Regions from separate parts of the Mus musculus genome. Here region 2 is linked to region 1. The links are chromatin loops, found by intact Hi-C in ENCODE. Cell type or tissue: heart. All regions are shown on one strand.

Region 1 (8,000 bases):
TTCTACCAACCTACTTACCTACTTACCTACTTACACACATGGGGGAAGGGGAGGGTCAAGAATCAAGAATATCATGTTCTTCCACTTCTCTCTCAAAAAGTATGGTTTTATTTCAAAAGGTTGGGCTGACACCTGTGTGAGTATAGCTTTAATTCACCACCCACTACGAGGTTCTGGTATCCAGCAAGATGTTAGCTTTAAGCTGTACATTTTCTCATCAAGCACAATCATTTGGGTCACTGATCTAAAGGTAGATTGCATCCTAACAAAGCCCAGACTAGAATGGAAGTAAAAAATATCAGCAACGAATAGAAATAGTATTTTCATATAAGGACTCAAAATTAGTGCAGAAAAACTGATAACCAAGGAAGTATCCACCTTTAAATAAACAGAAGGTCCAATTCTTTACTTGTGTGTACCCCTGCTTCACTTGAATAACCACACACACTTAGCACGAGTTAAAATTTACAAAACCAGCCAGCCAATCGTGGACCATTTTTATAGCATTTATTTATTAAATACTTTTATTTATATTATTACTGTTATTGTTATCTTTTGGGCATATGATGAGTGTGAGTAAATGGCCCTGGGTCATGGTGTGAATATGAAGGTCAGAGGACAGATTTCAGGAGTTGGATTTCTCCTACAAAACTTCTAGGGATTGAACTCAGATATTTGGGCTTCTGTAGCAAATGCTTTCACCCACTTAGCCAGCTGGCCAGGGTCTGATTTAACTTTTAACACTACGTTACAGCATTATTTATTCAACTGGGGTCCAGACCTTGCTTTCTATTGCCATTCTTGAGTAAAAAGAGCTGGAGCTCCTTGGAGCAATGATTGGTTCTAAGAATGAGCCTGGAAATAGTACAAGCACCGGGCAGTGCCAGAAAGGAAGCAAGTCCTAATAAACAAAACCACAAAGAGCAAAAGCACCAACAAGACTCACCTCATGAGCCCAGTGAGGCGGTGTCCAGTGACCAAAGCTGAAGGAATCTGAGAAACCAAGTAGGTGGTACCAGTCTACAACCCAGTTATCCAATGTGCAAAGAACACAGCCAGGAATCCACAGTAATGTAATGAAAATGAATGAATAAGCCAGGGAGCTTTTGAGCTAAGGGAAAACTGTATGTGACAATTCAAGGTGCTTTGTGCAGATATTTCATCCTAAAACAGAGCATAGTGGAGCATAGTTCCTCGCTCCTTACCTGGAGGCTGTGGTTACTGACTCTCCCATGAGTACAGTGTACAGAAAGGAAAGAGATAGAACCTTCGAGTGGTAAATCCTGCTAAGTGGTACCTCAGCCAGGTACTCAAAGCCAATATCATCAGCCATAAACCATGTTAATGGGATAAAGGTAAGAAATTTTCCATCAGAGGAGTAGTCTATAACTATACTCTTCAATCGTCAGGGTCATAAATAAACAAAGCAAAAAAACTGAAAAGCCTGAGCCAAGCAGAGCCTAAGGATGTGTGACATCTAAACGGACAAAACCATGTAAACGGAGAAAATGTGAATTAAATATAGACTGTGGGTATAATACCACTGCACTAATACCTCCCAACTCATAGCAGAGGTACTTACAAAGCTCAGAAGTTAGTAATGGAGGGAAGTTAAGGCTGGGTGGGAATGCAGCTCAGTCGCACAGTGCTTTGTGAGCTTGAGTAAGGGCCTTGAGTTACAGTCACTGTACTAAAAAGAAATTGCTTTTCTTGGCTTGATGACACCCATCTGAAATCTTAAGCACTGGGTCCAAGAGCAGCCTGGGCTATGTTATGAAATCCTATTGTAACATAACAAAAAGTAAGAAAGCCTGAGGTGGGGGATATGGAACTTTCCCTTCTTCCTTCCCATTCTTCCCTCTGAAGCTAAAGCTATCATAAAATATCAAATGGTTTAAAAACATGATTTGTGTGAATGCTTTAATGCTCCCTTGATTTGCATAACCAAGGTGATAACCTCGCCTTCTTTGCCATACTTGTGGCCCAGTTCCAAATACAAAACAAATCCCTAGCACTGAGTTTCCTGAGACAGAACTAGGCACACAGTTTACATGGTCAGTGTTCTTTGTGCTTGTATATGAAGAAAGTCAGGCATGATGGCTAATACCTATAATTTCAGCATTTGGGATATTAAAGCAGAGACTGCTGAGATTTAAGGGAGGTAAGAAATAAGGAATGGAGGGATGGAGAGAGGAAGGGAAGGAGGGACAGAGGGAAGGAAGGAAGGAAGAAAAAGAAAGAAAGAAAGAAAGAAAGAAAGAAAGAAAGAAAGAAAGAAAGAAAGAAAGAAAGAAAGAAAGAAAGAAAGAAAGAAAGGAAGAAAGGAAGGAAGGAAGAAAAAAGGGAGGAAAGAAGGAAGGGTCAGCATGCAGCCAATCTCCTCCTTTTAGTAAACTGCATTGTACCACCATCCTGGTGGATGCTAACTGCCAGCCCTTGCTACCTGGGCCTGCTTTTAGAAGCCTGGACCTCGGTCTGAGAATGTGGTAAGATTGAAGTAGGTTTTGTCCTTCTTGTCACTCTCCTACTGCTACTCACACCAACACTAATAAGGCAGGACAAGCATCTATTTAAACCTTGAGGTTGTAGGTGTAAATTTCTCTCTCATCCCTCCCTCCACCTCCACACTGTTCATTTGTACAGAAAGGCTAGGCTGCCTGCCTATGGCAGAAATCTGGGTAGACACTTTGCTTTCACTTTAGTCCCTTAGGTGAAACTGCACCAATGAAAGAACAGTACTGAGTAGACTTGACTTGTCTTTGGCCCAAAGATTTATTTGGGGGTAAGCTGAGATCCAGAAATGGTCGATGGTGACAGTAAATGGCAGAACGTACCTGTACCTTTTGCTCTTTGATGAGCATCTCTGTAAGAAGATCCTTCAAAGTAAGGGTAACTGAGTCTCTTTGGAATAAGTGTGTGAGTCTGGTGTCTGTCTCCTGCTAAAAGAAATGCTAGAAAGTGAATGCTAGCCACACCATCCGGTTTCACTGTAGGCATTATCTTTGGCTATCGACAAATGAGAGTTTGGATCCCATCTCTTTGTTCTTGGGCCCCTGAAGTGTATAACAGTGAGGCCTGGACAAGTCACTTACCCATTACAGAACCTGCATTTCTTGGTCTGTAAGACAGGGACACCAACAAAACAGTTGCTCTGAAATTAAAGGAACTAGTGAGCCCAGCTTTCAGAATAGATACTTACTAGATAGCAGTCTTCACCAGTGGAGGACTACAGCTTGGGGCTAGGATAGGAAATTTCCATTAGACACTGTCTCCAGTATGGCCCTGAAGATGCTGACTGTCTGGAACCTACTAGCTTCCCTACATAACACATGAGAATTGGTTCAGGAATCAAAGCTTTCCTTTGGAGAGCCCTGGAAGAAACCTCACAGAGTATGATGTTTTTCCAAGTGATGCCCACATGAATGCATTTCTTATCTTCTTTTTCAGGCTTACATGAAAGAAGGGAGCTCTTAATAAGGGCTTTTCAGAGAAGAGCATCTCTGGAAGCCTGGACATGTTGTCCTCATCTACTTGGGGGTGCATTTAATATTCTTTGAGTTGGAATGGGTGCTGAGTTCCCTGTAGGCTTTGTACCCAGGGCCTTGAAAGCCAAGGGCAGCAGCATGCACTTGCCTTCCCAGGTGCACTTCTGAGAATACTCTAATGGAGTTCTTTCTTTCTTTTGTGTTGTTGTTGTTTTTGTTTTGGATATTGTACAGCTGAGGACCAGATGACGTTATTGAAAACTGGGGGATAGAGCGGAGGCTAGAAGCAGCTGTTGCTACAGGAAACGAGGCTTCCCTGCTTAGGGAACACACTGCTCCTAAAGGTTCTATGGGGGTGGAGGTAGATACAGAATGGCAGCTGTCCTCCACTCAGATCTTTCTTTGTGTACCCAGAGGTTAGGCTGAGCTGTGGGTGACTAGACTGTAGATTACAAAACCATGGAGAGCAATGCCAAAACAAATTCTTGACCTGTAAAATCTGCATTCAGCTTGCTCTACGTGTTTCTACATGTTGTCTCTTTTCTTCTTTTAGATTAGAGCCAAAGAGCTCATCCTGTGGTCAATCCAACATCCCTTGCCCAGACTGCTTGGTGTTTACTGTTTCAAAGGGCTGAGTAACAAGACCTTGCAAACCGGTCTTTGCCGCTCCTATTCTTTACCTCTGCTGAATTCCACATTGATGAGGTAGATGTTAAGCATCCAACCTTAGGGGAAAATTCTTAAGCCAAAGGCTTGATATGCTGATACTTTAAATTTAGGTCCCAGCTGCAGGTTGAGGATAGGGATTTGAAGACAGGGGAATCTTCCTAAATATTTGAGAACTCATGATATTTCTAAAGTGCTTTGCTTCTATAAACAATACAATGCTTATTTGGGGGGGGGGGAATTACATGCATCCATATTATTCTACCCAGTTCCCATACTTCTGTCCATCACAGCACCACTATAAAATCCTGGAACCAAAGAAACCCTTAACAGATGTCTGCAGATAAAAACAAAGTGAATAGCACTACCGTGCAGGCCACATATTGTTGTAGTTTTAAAAATAGACTGTGGCTTTTGCTTGACTTGCTCATTTAGCCCATTTCCTGCTGGAGTGATACTGCCCAGGCAAAGTGGTTCCGGGGGGTTTCCTTGGCTCTTTTTTCCTGATCCTGCTTCTAAATAAAACCCCAAATATTTCTTCCAGAAATTCAAGTCAATCAACATTTATTGAGCACCTACTGGGTTCATGGTCCTGTTCCAGGCCCTGGAACTGGAGCACAATATTACAGAAACATATGCCCCAACTGGACCCCATCCAGTCTGGAGATAAGGCTGTGGGAGTCTGGCTGGGAAGAGGCTTCTGGCTCCCAGTGTTCTACAGGAAAATTTAAATTGGGATCTGGGTGTGTGTGTGTGTGTGGCCTCTTAAACCTCCTCCACCCTTGTTAATTTGCTTTGTTTCTGAAACACACTGACCAGTATCCCAAATGGGCTTAGCTCATGTTCAAAGCTGCATGTTGAAACATCATTAGCTCTTTGCAAAACCCCTTTCCTATTGGTATATAGCTTCCTCTTAACTCTGCCAGTTTTCTTGAAATGTTTGTCAGCTGCTCCTGCTAGAATCAGGCTTCATTTTTGAGGATATTTTCTTTACAGCCAAACAACTGTAACTAGTGACATTTCCCCTACCAGGCTGTAGTGACTATAGAGCTTTGGTGCTGCTGCATGCCAGGGGTTCCAGTGTGCCAAAGCACAAGTGAATTGCCCGCTTCAAATAAATCAGGCAGTGTTGCTATTGACTCCCTGCATCCAACTCACTGTACTATTCCCCTAAGCATGAAATCCAAAGTCTAAGGCTGCTGGCCATTCAGCTAGCTCTTTGCCTAGCATAGATACATCAAGTTAGTCTACCTTAACCACCTGGTGGTCGATCTTGATTGAAATCCATACGGTGAGTTTAGCTAAGGGAATTTCTATACCACCCTGGTTTGGCTGCACTATATACTTTGCCATACCTTGAAACCAGTGTGTGTGTGTGCGGTGGGGGGGGGGGTGTGGGCACCACATTTTATTTTCTTGTCAGGCTTTTATGGCTAGAGAGGATTGCTTTACAACTCCAATGCTGAGGGGCTGAGTTTATGCTTCATTTGGTTGAAGTTTCTAAGAATTTCAATACTAGCCCCCGTCACTGTGTTGAAGAAGCTTAAGCCGTCCTCCTCCTGGGTTCCTGGACAGGTCCCCATCTGGCTCTGATGCATTGCAGCAAGTGCTATAATAGTGGCAAGAACAGAGCATGCCGTATGAACCAAGGAAGGAAGGATCGCTTCTACTTGGGAGGGGAGAAGGCCAAGAAAGGCTATTCAGAGGAGGCTGGCTATATTCGAGCTAAGTCAGGTGGAAAAGCTATTCTAGGCAAGGGAAACTGTGAGCAAAGGCATTCAAGGTATTGGGGGAACCTTGTTTGGGAAGTGGGAGGGAATTAATTCAATAAAGAGTACATTGCTATAGAAGGGTTCTTTCCAATTGTGATCTAGTCATTAAGACTGGACCATATCCTGGTCAACATTTCTAGATAAAATGGTGTGTGCAATTGTAGATTGTTTGCTCCTTTAGTGTCAGGGGTTGGTATGAGGCCACCTTCCCTTAAAAGGTGTCAACCCCAGGCAAGGACAGCAGCTTTGTGAGAGAGAGGAGTTAAATCTGAGATTGATTTTGGTCCCATTACCAGTGGTCTTTGCTGAGCGAGGCTTAACAAGAGGGAAACTCCTAATGAACTCCCAAGTGTCACCAACATGTTCAGGGTTGGCTCTCAAAGGCAAAGAAATGAAAAGAAAGAAAGAAATCAAAGGGTCTTTCCAAAGAAAAGAGGTAGACAGTAATGGCTATGGGGTTTGGAGTTGCCCGTGTCCTGATTGGCAGGCTGGAATTACAGCTTAGCTGTGTTTGAAGGGTAGGTCCCCTCTAATGCTGTTATTGATACGAGATTCTTTTTTCTCACACAGAGTTATGTTGAGGAAGAAAGAAAATATTTGATCTCTGATTCACAGACATGTTGAATGGCCCATGCAGCTGCTTTATTTTTGAAGAGGAAAAGAAAAAGCTTTTTTTTCCCTCTCTTTTTTGGTCCCCTCAAAATTCAAAGGAAGTAATGTAAGACTTTTGTCACTAACTGTGTGCCTTTCACATGCCTTTATCTTTCAAACGTTGCAACCCTGCTGCTTCCTTACCATAGTGAACAGGGGAGTGTCAACCTGTAGTCTGGAGAGTGTGAAGCCTCCAGTGCCAGCTCCTACAAAGGAATGACGGGCGAATGTGCTCAGAGGCTTCAGTCTACTTTCTGCCCCGTGCCTGTCTCACCTCAGGCAAGCAAAAGATCTGAGAGCTTGGAGTTAGGAGGGGCCATAGGAAAAGAACACTGAGTCCAACCTGTTCAAATTGGGAAACAGAGGTCCACAGAACTCCTCTCTGTAGATTTGTTCATGGTCACGACACTACCCTTGGAGGCAAAGCCAGGCTTCAGATTCAGGTTTCTTTCTTTGTCTTTTTCCCAATCATAGGTTGTGGCCTCTCTTCCTGTCCCTTTCCCTGTTGAAGCAGGAGATAATTCTGGCAACGAGTGTCATCTTCGTTGCAGTTGCTAAAAGATGCAGAAAAGAGATATGAGCCCCCTTGCTGCTCCTCCCTCCCTCCCTCCCTCCCTCCCTCCCTCCCTCCCTCCCTCCCTCCCTCCCTCCCTCCCTCTCTCTCTCTCTCTCTCTCTCTCTCTCTCTCTCTCTCTCTCTCTCTCTCCCCCCTTGTCCACATTTCCAACCAGCAGGCTTGCTGTCTATGTCATATGCCTTTTTAGAGAATCAATGAAGTCACGAAGTTGCAGAAGAGAATCAGGTAAACAAAGTCATGTTATAAGAACAATGCTTCCCCTTGAAAACAGGTACAGTCCTCAAATCATCAGAGTCAGGCATGGTGTAGGCATTGCCTCCTCCAGAAAACATTCCCTCATTTCTATATATGAACTGTATAAGTCTGTCCTGGTTTAAGCCTTCCATGACTGTGTACTGTACCATTATTTATGCATCTCTTTCCCTTTCTGGAATGTGAACCCCTGGGAACAGCAGCCATCTCTCTAGGGTATAGACAAGATCTAGGCCACAATAAAAACGATGAATGGTTTTGAGTTATGGAGGATCCAGGTTCTCATTCTAACAAAGCTTGATGCTTATTTCCCTAGCAACTCAAAAAAAAAAAAAAAGCCAACAATTCCAAGTAAAGCAATAGGTATGCAAGATGAATTTTAATTTCTCTTTGTGGACATGATAGTGGTGCCACTGCTGCCCCAAATCCTGAATGGGCACTCTGTGGTATTTGCTATGTGTGAACCAGCTTAGTCCTACAGTTTGTTTCTCTCAGTGTCAGTGACAAAAGACTTTAGGAAGCCGAGTGAATGTCGTTTGGTGGATGCTATATTGTACTAAAAGGCTGGGCTTAAAATTCTTTTCTACTTCACTTGAG
Region 2 (8,000 bases), 860 kb before region 1:
ACCAGACAATATCCCAAAATTGGGGGATGGGGTGCGGGGAAATCCAAACACTTCCAGTCCTGAGCATTTTGGACAAAAGATCCTCCACCTGTAATAAGTAGAGTTATACCCTCCATCACATGTTGACAGCGGAAGTCCCAGATGTGTCAGATTTGTATCACAACCACCTTTTAAGTGGCACAAACCTCCCATTGCTGTTTGAACTCAAGATGTTCTATGGCTAGCAGGTTTGGAAGCCCAGTGAGTAGTCTGAAGGGATGGACATGAGGCTGGAAGGAGTGGGCTGTGGGCTGTGGGCTGTGGCCATCTCTCTGGCTAGTCTGACCAAGTGGTATGTGCCATACCACTTGAATGGTAACATTTAGTAAGGCATAGAAAAGTAGGTCTGGGGCTGGTGAGATGGCTCAGTGGGTAAGAGCACCCGACTGCTCTTCCGAAGGTCAGGAGTTCAAATCCCAGCAACCACATGGTGACTCACAACCATCTGTAACAAGATCTGACTCCCTCTTCTGGAGTGTCTGAGGACAGCTACAGTGTACTTATAATAAATAAATAAATAAATCTTTAAAAAAAAAAAAAAAAAAGAAAAGTAGGTCTGTCGTGGAGAAAGCGACGAATCACTAAAGTAGGGTGACTTGATAGGTGGAAGAGACTGGCTGGGAGACCAGAAGGCCAGTCAGTGTAAGGCAGGCCCCCAGTCAAAGACTGCAGATCCAGCAAGACTGTTTGATTAGAACTATAAACTGAGCTTTGTTGGGGGGAGGCCCTCCACCTCGAATCAGCCCCACAGACCTCTCTACTGAGGCCCTAATGTCTGCCCGGAAACGAAGTAGAGGCATAGGTGGATGGATACAAGTGAGGGAAATGGGAGAGAGTTCAGGTCAGAGAGCCCAGAGAAATATGAAGCAGTGCTAGGCAAGAGGAAGTCGTGCCTGAACACCCAGGGCTCACTCCAAGAGCATGAAAGAATGGCTTTGAGGAACAAGGCGGAATTCCAAAGCCTGGGGCTTGCCAGGTGAGTCAGCTAAGCTAACACCTTTAGCAGCTCTGTTTCCTCTGGCCCAAGACCTGGAGCAGAGGTGGGAGAGTGGAGGTGGAGGGGCAATAACCCTGCAGGTAAAAGGGTTTGAGACCTGCCCGTAACTGTAGCTAAGGGAACGGAGGCTTCCAAACGATAACAGGAATGTTTATCTTGTAAAGGATCTCAGCAGTTCCCATTGCTATGGAGTCAGTCTGCCCTTTGCTCTAGATCTCTGGCAATTCATTTGGACATTCAAAACAACATGATGAAGTATGAAGCACTTGACATTCCTGGCCAACAGGTTCTTCCTTGATAGACACTGTCCCTTGGATAGGTTTGGGTATTTAGTGCCTGTCGCTTAGCCATCAGAGTTCAAGTGCAAAGGCAAACAAAGAAAACTCTTCAGTGTTCTTTTACCTTGATCCTATGTTCTGGCCCTATAGAACCAGACTGAAGACAACTGAAGTGTTGGGTTTCTCTCAGTGTGGGCGTGGGGAAGTTGAAACTTCTCCTAAGTATTGTTCTCAAGGTTCATTTGGGTGCTCTCAGGAAGTTCTTTGCAAATGTTTGTTGAAGGTCTACTATCTGTCTAGTACTGTCTTTCATACTTTCAAAAGAGCTCTCCACTAAAACATTCCGTGTTCTAGGCACAGTTGGAAGCACATAGCCTATATAATCTCAACTCAATAGCATTTGTCATATCAACTAGTCCCCCACAACATGCTAGTGACATTATTCCTTACCTGTTTGAAGGAGAGCCAGTTTTATTTTTATTTGGGGACTGAACCATACATGCTAGGCAAGTGCCTTACCAGCCCTCTTTTTTTTTTTTTTTATCATTTTTGAGACCTGGTGTCCCTAAATTGCCCAGGCTGGTCTTTAATTCACCTGGAATTCCAGACAGGCTTTGAACCTACAGTCTTCCTGCCTCAGCCTTTAGAGTACCAAAGATTTCAGGCCTATATCCCCAAGCCCAGCTCAAACCAATATTTGAATCTATATCTTTGAATATAAGCCCAATTTTCTTTCTACCACATGACTTGGCCCTTTTGTAAACATGTTATATAGGGGGAGGGATGTATAGTGCTTGCCTGTAATCCTAGCACTTGGGAGGTAGGTTTCCTTGTCACTGTCCTGGATCCTTTGATGGCTAGACTGAGGTACAGGTGGTGCTGTCCCTGTCTCTATCATCCCCTCTCTGCTGAGCCAACTGCTTCTCCCAGCCACAGACTCTAATGGATAATATCAATTTCTTCACCGGCTAGAAACTATTCACTGCATCTCTGGATTTAAGTCATTGATATTCCAAGAGTAATCTTTTAGCCCTTTCTCAAGTGAGGTTTAAAACAAGGATAGAAATGAATTGACACTCACTTACTCTCCTACCATGTTAATGTCTTCTAAAATGAGATGTAAATGGCTTTGCATTCTTCTGATTCCTTCCACAGCATTTTCTTTCTTGCTACTAAAATCTCTGTAATTTCTGAAAGGCAATTGTGTGAAAACACAGGTATTTCTTGGAATATCGTGGATGAGTGTGCTGTTAGCATTGAAAATTTGCCCTGACGTTGTTTATAACTGTTGTGTTGCAGTTAGAAAAAAATGAAAGTGATGAAATATTTCTCTTTGACTATATCCACCAAAATCTAGGTTTAATGCTTGCAATCAGTATAGGGCCAGCTTAATGTACATACTGCAAGTCCCAGGGTAACCAGGGGTAAAAACTATTACCTAAACATAAATAAAAAAATGTCCACAAATCACTAGGAAAAATTGTCACTTTCTTTATTAAACACATTTAAAATCTCAGCTAACTTCATCTTTACTTTTATTTTTGTGTATTTATGCAATTAAGGCTGCATCTCCAACAGAAAACAGTTTTTTCTTAAAGCCTCTTAATAAGTTGCTTTTTGCTACTCTGTGTTCTAGGTTTTTTTTTTTTTAAGCTATTTGTTCTCTTTAAATTTTACCATTTTCCCCTAGTGCTTGTAAGCCAGAATATTTTTCAAGGATGACAGACCATTTATTGTCATGCCACAGTTTCTCCATAAGATGGTGCTCTGAGCATGCATGATCTATAGCTTTTTTTTTTTTCCTTGCTTGCTTTTTCTTTTTCTTTTATTTTTTCTTTCTCTTTTTCTTTTTTCTTTTTCTTTTTTCTCCCAGCCACAATCAGGCAGCAATTGAATGTAAACTTTTGTGAAATCAAATCCTTTTAGCCAGGAGTCAGTCCTTCTGAGATTTGTTCACAAACCCTTACCACCATTCTAATGCCTAGGGCAAGAAGGAAAGTGAAGTCTCTAGCAAGCCCCTTGCCCTAAATCAGAACCAGCAGGGTTAGGAATGCACGGGATATGTTTGAGGGACCTCTAAAGAAAAGAGTTTTATTCTGAGTATGAAACTTGTAGTATTCGCGGTTTGAAAAGTCCCTTGCTGAGTCTGTTTCTTCACGTACATGGCAAGGGGGTTGGACCCGCTGGTCTGTGAAGGCACTTCCATCTCCAGCGTTCTCCATTTGCATCTGCTGATTGCCTCAGCCAGTGCAGATTTAGGAAGAAAAGCTCGCCCATTTTACGCTTGTTTGACTCTATTCCTCTTTTACAAGTGCTCTCTTTGCTTCAACTGTCCCAGGACAAGCATGCCCAGATGTCCTGTTTTAATTAGGTTCCTTTTCTCTTTAAGGCTTTTACACAGGTTTCCTCCCCCCCCCCCTTCCCCTCCAGGCCTTAACCAATCTGCCTGAAAGGGAGAAACATTCTCCTTTTCAGTGCACAAATAGGGTTTTCTTAGTATCACGGCAGTCATTTTTGTGCTGAATAGATCCAAACAGGAGGGGGGGGGGATACTGCACGAAGTGCTTAAAGGTAACACCTCTAACATCATGCTAAATATATACAGCCAAGAAAGCACCCTGTTTCGGTGGAGGTGGGCATTTCTATTCTTTTATTGCCAGAAGCATATTAAAACTTCTGGGAAGAGGCAGTTGTGAAAGGAGGAGGACAATTAATCAAGCCACAGAAAAGTATTGCTAACCAGATAACGCACCATGAAAATCCCCCGAGGCTAATGAGTGTTCCTGTCTCTGGCATCCCCTAAGAATTGAGTGGGGCAGATGAATTGGGGCTATGATGGCTCAACCTCATTCAAAGACTATCATGAACTGCAGGCATCAGCAGCACTGCGGAGACCCATGGAAGTGAAATGCTGAATGAATTCATTAACTGCAAACTCCAGAGACATCCCTAGCTGATTCCCTTTGGGCTTTGACCCTCAGAGTACACATGTCCCATGAAATACCCTGAGAACACACCATCTGTGTCCCTTTGCTATTGCAGGGAGGCACATGTGCTTAAAGTAAACACAGTCAATTTTTTTTAAGTTATTGAACAAAAGAAATGATGGAGTGAAGTAATGGATAGATTAAACTGGCTTTAGAAATCGTTCACTAGATATACACATATCTGAGCATCACAGTGTACATGATAAATACATTCAAATTTTGTCAATCATGGTTACAAACGCTGAAAAAAACTGAAGTTAACTGTGATGTGCAATTCCATTTATTTTTTTTTTAAATCTAATAGTTACATAGGTTTAGAAAGCTCACAGGAGGGACTGAGGATGTGACACAATAGCAAAGGACTTCTCCAGTATGAGCAAGGCCCTAGGTTCAGTTGTCAGCACCACACAGAGAAACAAAAATCCATGGTATAAAATACAGAAGATAAATCAAGTTGTAAAATACATAAGCAAGTCTTGCCCAGCACTTATTGAAAGTAACAGCTGCCACTACTTTCTTGTTTTCTGTACATATTTGAGCAGTTTTATAACACATGAGAGTACAGGTGTTCTCCTTTTGTAAAAGATGGATCCTAGGACCCCTGGTTGGTTCCTTAAAAGAATGATAGTACTGAACCCCACATGAATAGTCATCTCTCTATGTCCAAGGATTCAATCAAACACAGTTTGGAAACACAATTAGGAGGAGAAGATTGGCAATATAGGTTTGACCTCATGCTTAGCAGGCAGAAGGTCCTAACTTTGATCTTTGATAGGATGAGGGAAAGAAAGGAAATGTTGGTCAGTGGGAGAACCCTTGCCTGATATGCCTGAGGCCCAGCACTGAAAAGAAAACGAACAGACAACTATTACAAAGTTTAGTTTAGAAATTAGACATGAACAGATTAATAATCATATCATAAAACAATTCTAGCTGTGTATTACAGTAAAAGTTTTATGATCTCTCCATCACTCTGAAGTCAATCTGACAACTTAGACTTGTTGAACACAGAAATAATTTATATCCTAGGCATGAATGAGTGGATGGTATAGGTTTTATCATACTTAAAACAAAACTCAATTTAAAACTTATGAATTAATGATTTCTGTAGTTTTTCACTTAATGTTGTCAGTCTATTGCTATTGCTGTGTGCCAGCCAGTGATTCTATAGAAGGGGAAGCTGTAGACAGGTGGAAAAAGCCTATTATAATGTCTGTACAAACCCATTTTTATCACAAATAGACCCACACTGGACATTCTCAACTTGTGAGGTCTTTGTTGTTTTAATGTATCTTGGCCTTTCTTCTCTATCAGTGCATACAGATCTACTATGCTCTTTTAATGTATGCTTCATATTCCATTATGACAGTCATTACTTTTAAAATCTGGTTCAGTGTTTTTTTTTTTTCCCAAGCTAAGGTAGAAAGAAAGGATAGAGAGATAAGATACAGGAAAAGATGTGAGGCAGAAGAGTGTACCGAGTACCTACAGGAGAGTATAAAAACAGAGTATTTAAATAGCGTCACTGAATTTTAGCAACCATGAGCAACAGTTGGATGAGTACATTTGCCTAGTGCTTTGTACAGAAATGAGATAAAGGAGAGCTTTATGTCTAAACCACAAGCCAGCCCTTCCCAACACTTCTGTAACCAGAAACCATGCTTCATTTACTCGAGCTCCTGGAGGATTTAAATAGCACGTGATACAGTGCAACAGTGAACGCTGTTTCAACTGTCAGAACAAAATAAAAGAGAAGAGGGAGCTTTTAGGTGCGCTGCCTTTTTTTTTTTAATTGAGTCACCATGGGATTGTGGAGCAGTGTTGAGCTGGCCATGTTTAGTTCTAATTCATGACTAGAAAATGAGAGATGAGAAAAGAAAGGAGAACTAGAGGAGAGGCAGAGAACCCTCCTACAAGAGAATCACCAAGGGATCAGCTATGAGGTTCATTAGATTTAATATTCATAATAGCTTTAGAATGGGAGTCCAGGACCAAATTGCTAAGCTTCCATGTCTTTCTCCAATTCTGGTGAGGATAATGAGCTTCAGGAAAATGTTTGTTTTGTAGGAAGGCACAAAAATGTGCTTGGCGAGCTTTGGTATGGACAAGTCCATGGAGGGATCTTTAAAAACACATTCCTGAGGTTCATTTCTGAATTAATCCTACATCTTCATCTGTGCATAGGGGCTCTTCCTTAGGCAATAGCAGGAGGAAAGAAAGAAGTCGGAATTGGTATCATCAGGGAAGAAGCACATTTGCACAGCACTCTACGGACACAAAAGGGGTGGCTAATACTGAGTGCACTGTTTGATAAAGATTCCATGAAGGCAGTTGGCTCGGTGATCTGACAATTCAGTGGTTGCCTTTTCATTCGGTGCCAGGAAACTACAAAGCCTCTAGGAGCTGACCATATGTATACGATGGATTCTCTCTCTCTCTCTCTCTCTCTCTCTCTCTCTCTCTCTCTCTCTCTCTCTCTCTCTCTCTTTCTCCCTCCCTCCCCCTTTCCCTCCCCCCCTCTGTCTCTCTCTCTCTGTCTCTCTCTCTCTTTCTCCCTCCCTCACCCTCTCCCTCCCCCCCTCTCTGTCTCTCTCTCTCTCTCTCTGTCTCTCTTTCTCAGCAGGAATAAACTCAACTGTAAGTGCTGTACAAAAAGTATAACAACTTTAAATCCGCACACAAGGCTATTCTTTGCAGCATTGTTTGTATTATCAAAGTTTTTACAAATAATTTAGTTTATCAGTAGGAGATTGGACAAATAAATTATGATACAGTCATGCAGCATAATAAGAACAAAGCAGCTCAGTATATTCTGAAATGGAAATGTTCACAGTATAGATATTAGGACAGAAAATGATGCAAATCAGGATGTATGACAGGATTCTAGTTCGGGTTAAAATTAAGATCTGGAACTGTGGGTACAGAAAAATGTCCAATCAAGTGGGAATCACTGTCCCGGTTGAAGCCAGAAAAGCCTGACACTGGGGATAAAGGTAGAATGAATGGCTTTGGATTACAAATCATCCCCCTGCTCCTCCTGATGAGGACATCCGTAGAGACCTTAATACATCCTTCAGCTCTAAAGCCAAGCCTGTGATTCCCCATGCAGGACAATGTCAACAAGCCTCTCCCGAGCCATGACTTTCTCTTCCGTGGAGGCAAGCTAGCAGGCATAATGTATGCTGCATCGGGTTGAAAAAGCTCCCTGAACAGAAAAACAGTTCCTGTGGGGGCCACAGGAAATTATGAGACGAGGGGTATGAGGGGAAGGCAGAGGTAAAGAGCATGGGAGGGTCTTTCTCCTTCAAATGAGTGGGAAGCACAGGCAGAGCTAGTCTTTAATGGTGTTTTTCACTGACCGTGACCTTGAGCGTCCCCGGGCACAGTGCTTTCTAGTCGGCCGTCTCATGTTCTAAAAGGCAGGAGAAAATTTATAGTCAGTTGCACTGTTGGTACCCAATGGAGTCAGTCTCGTTGATTGGGACTCTCATTGTCAAACTTTCTCTTTCCCTTCCTCTCTATAGATACAGCCAGAAGGCGGCAAGGAACGGGATGAAGAATCAGTTTAACCTCCATGAGCTGAAAATGAAGGGCCCTGAGCCGGTGGTTAGCCAGATCATTGACAAACTGAAGCACATTAACCAGGTATGTGTCATAGCCAACAGAAGTGGAACTGCAAAAGAAATCAATATGAGGCAG

The links. Peaks named below come from ENCODE experiments on the same cell type or tissue, not always from the same donor. Only the 100,000 strongest peaks of a DNase experiment are listed, where the experiment ranks them.
Region 2: it touches region 1 in a loop (3-fold over the local background); 6 of 42 quality-filtered maps call a loop at or near these places.

What each region holds. Positions count from the first base shown.
Region 1 is chrX:51,502,696-51,510,695 of GRCm38, reverse strand. All of the region lies in intron 2 of Hs6st2 (heparan sulfate 6-O-sulfotransferase 2), which reads left to right. Among named protein-coding and RNA genes, the nearest start is that of Hs6st2, 170 kb to the left of the region's middle. In heart, no CTCF peak of the experiment used is centred here; a DNase peak (open chromatin) is centred at 4,875.
Region 2 is chrX:52,365,668-52,373,667 of GRCm38, reverse strand. Gpc3 (glypican 3) reads left to right here. Exons shown (of 8, transcript NM_016697.3): 6 at 7,826-7,946. Among named protein-coding and RNA genes, the nearest start is that of Mir6384, 8.5 kb to the left of the region's middle. In heart, a CTCF peak has its summit at 3,068; no DNase peak of the experiment used is centred here.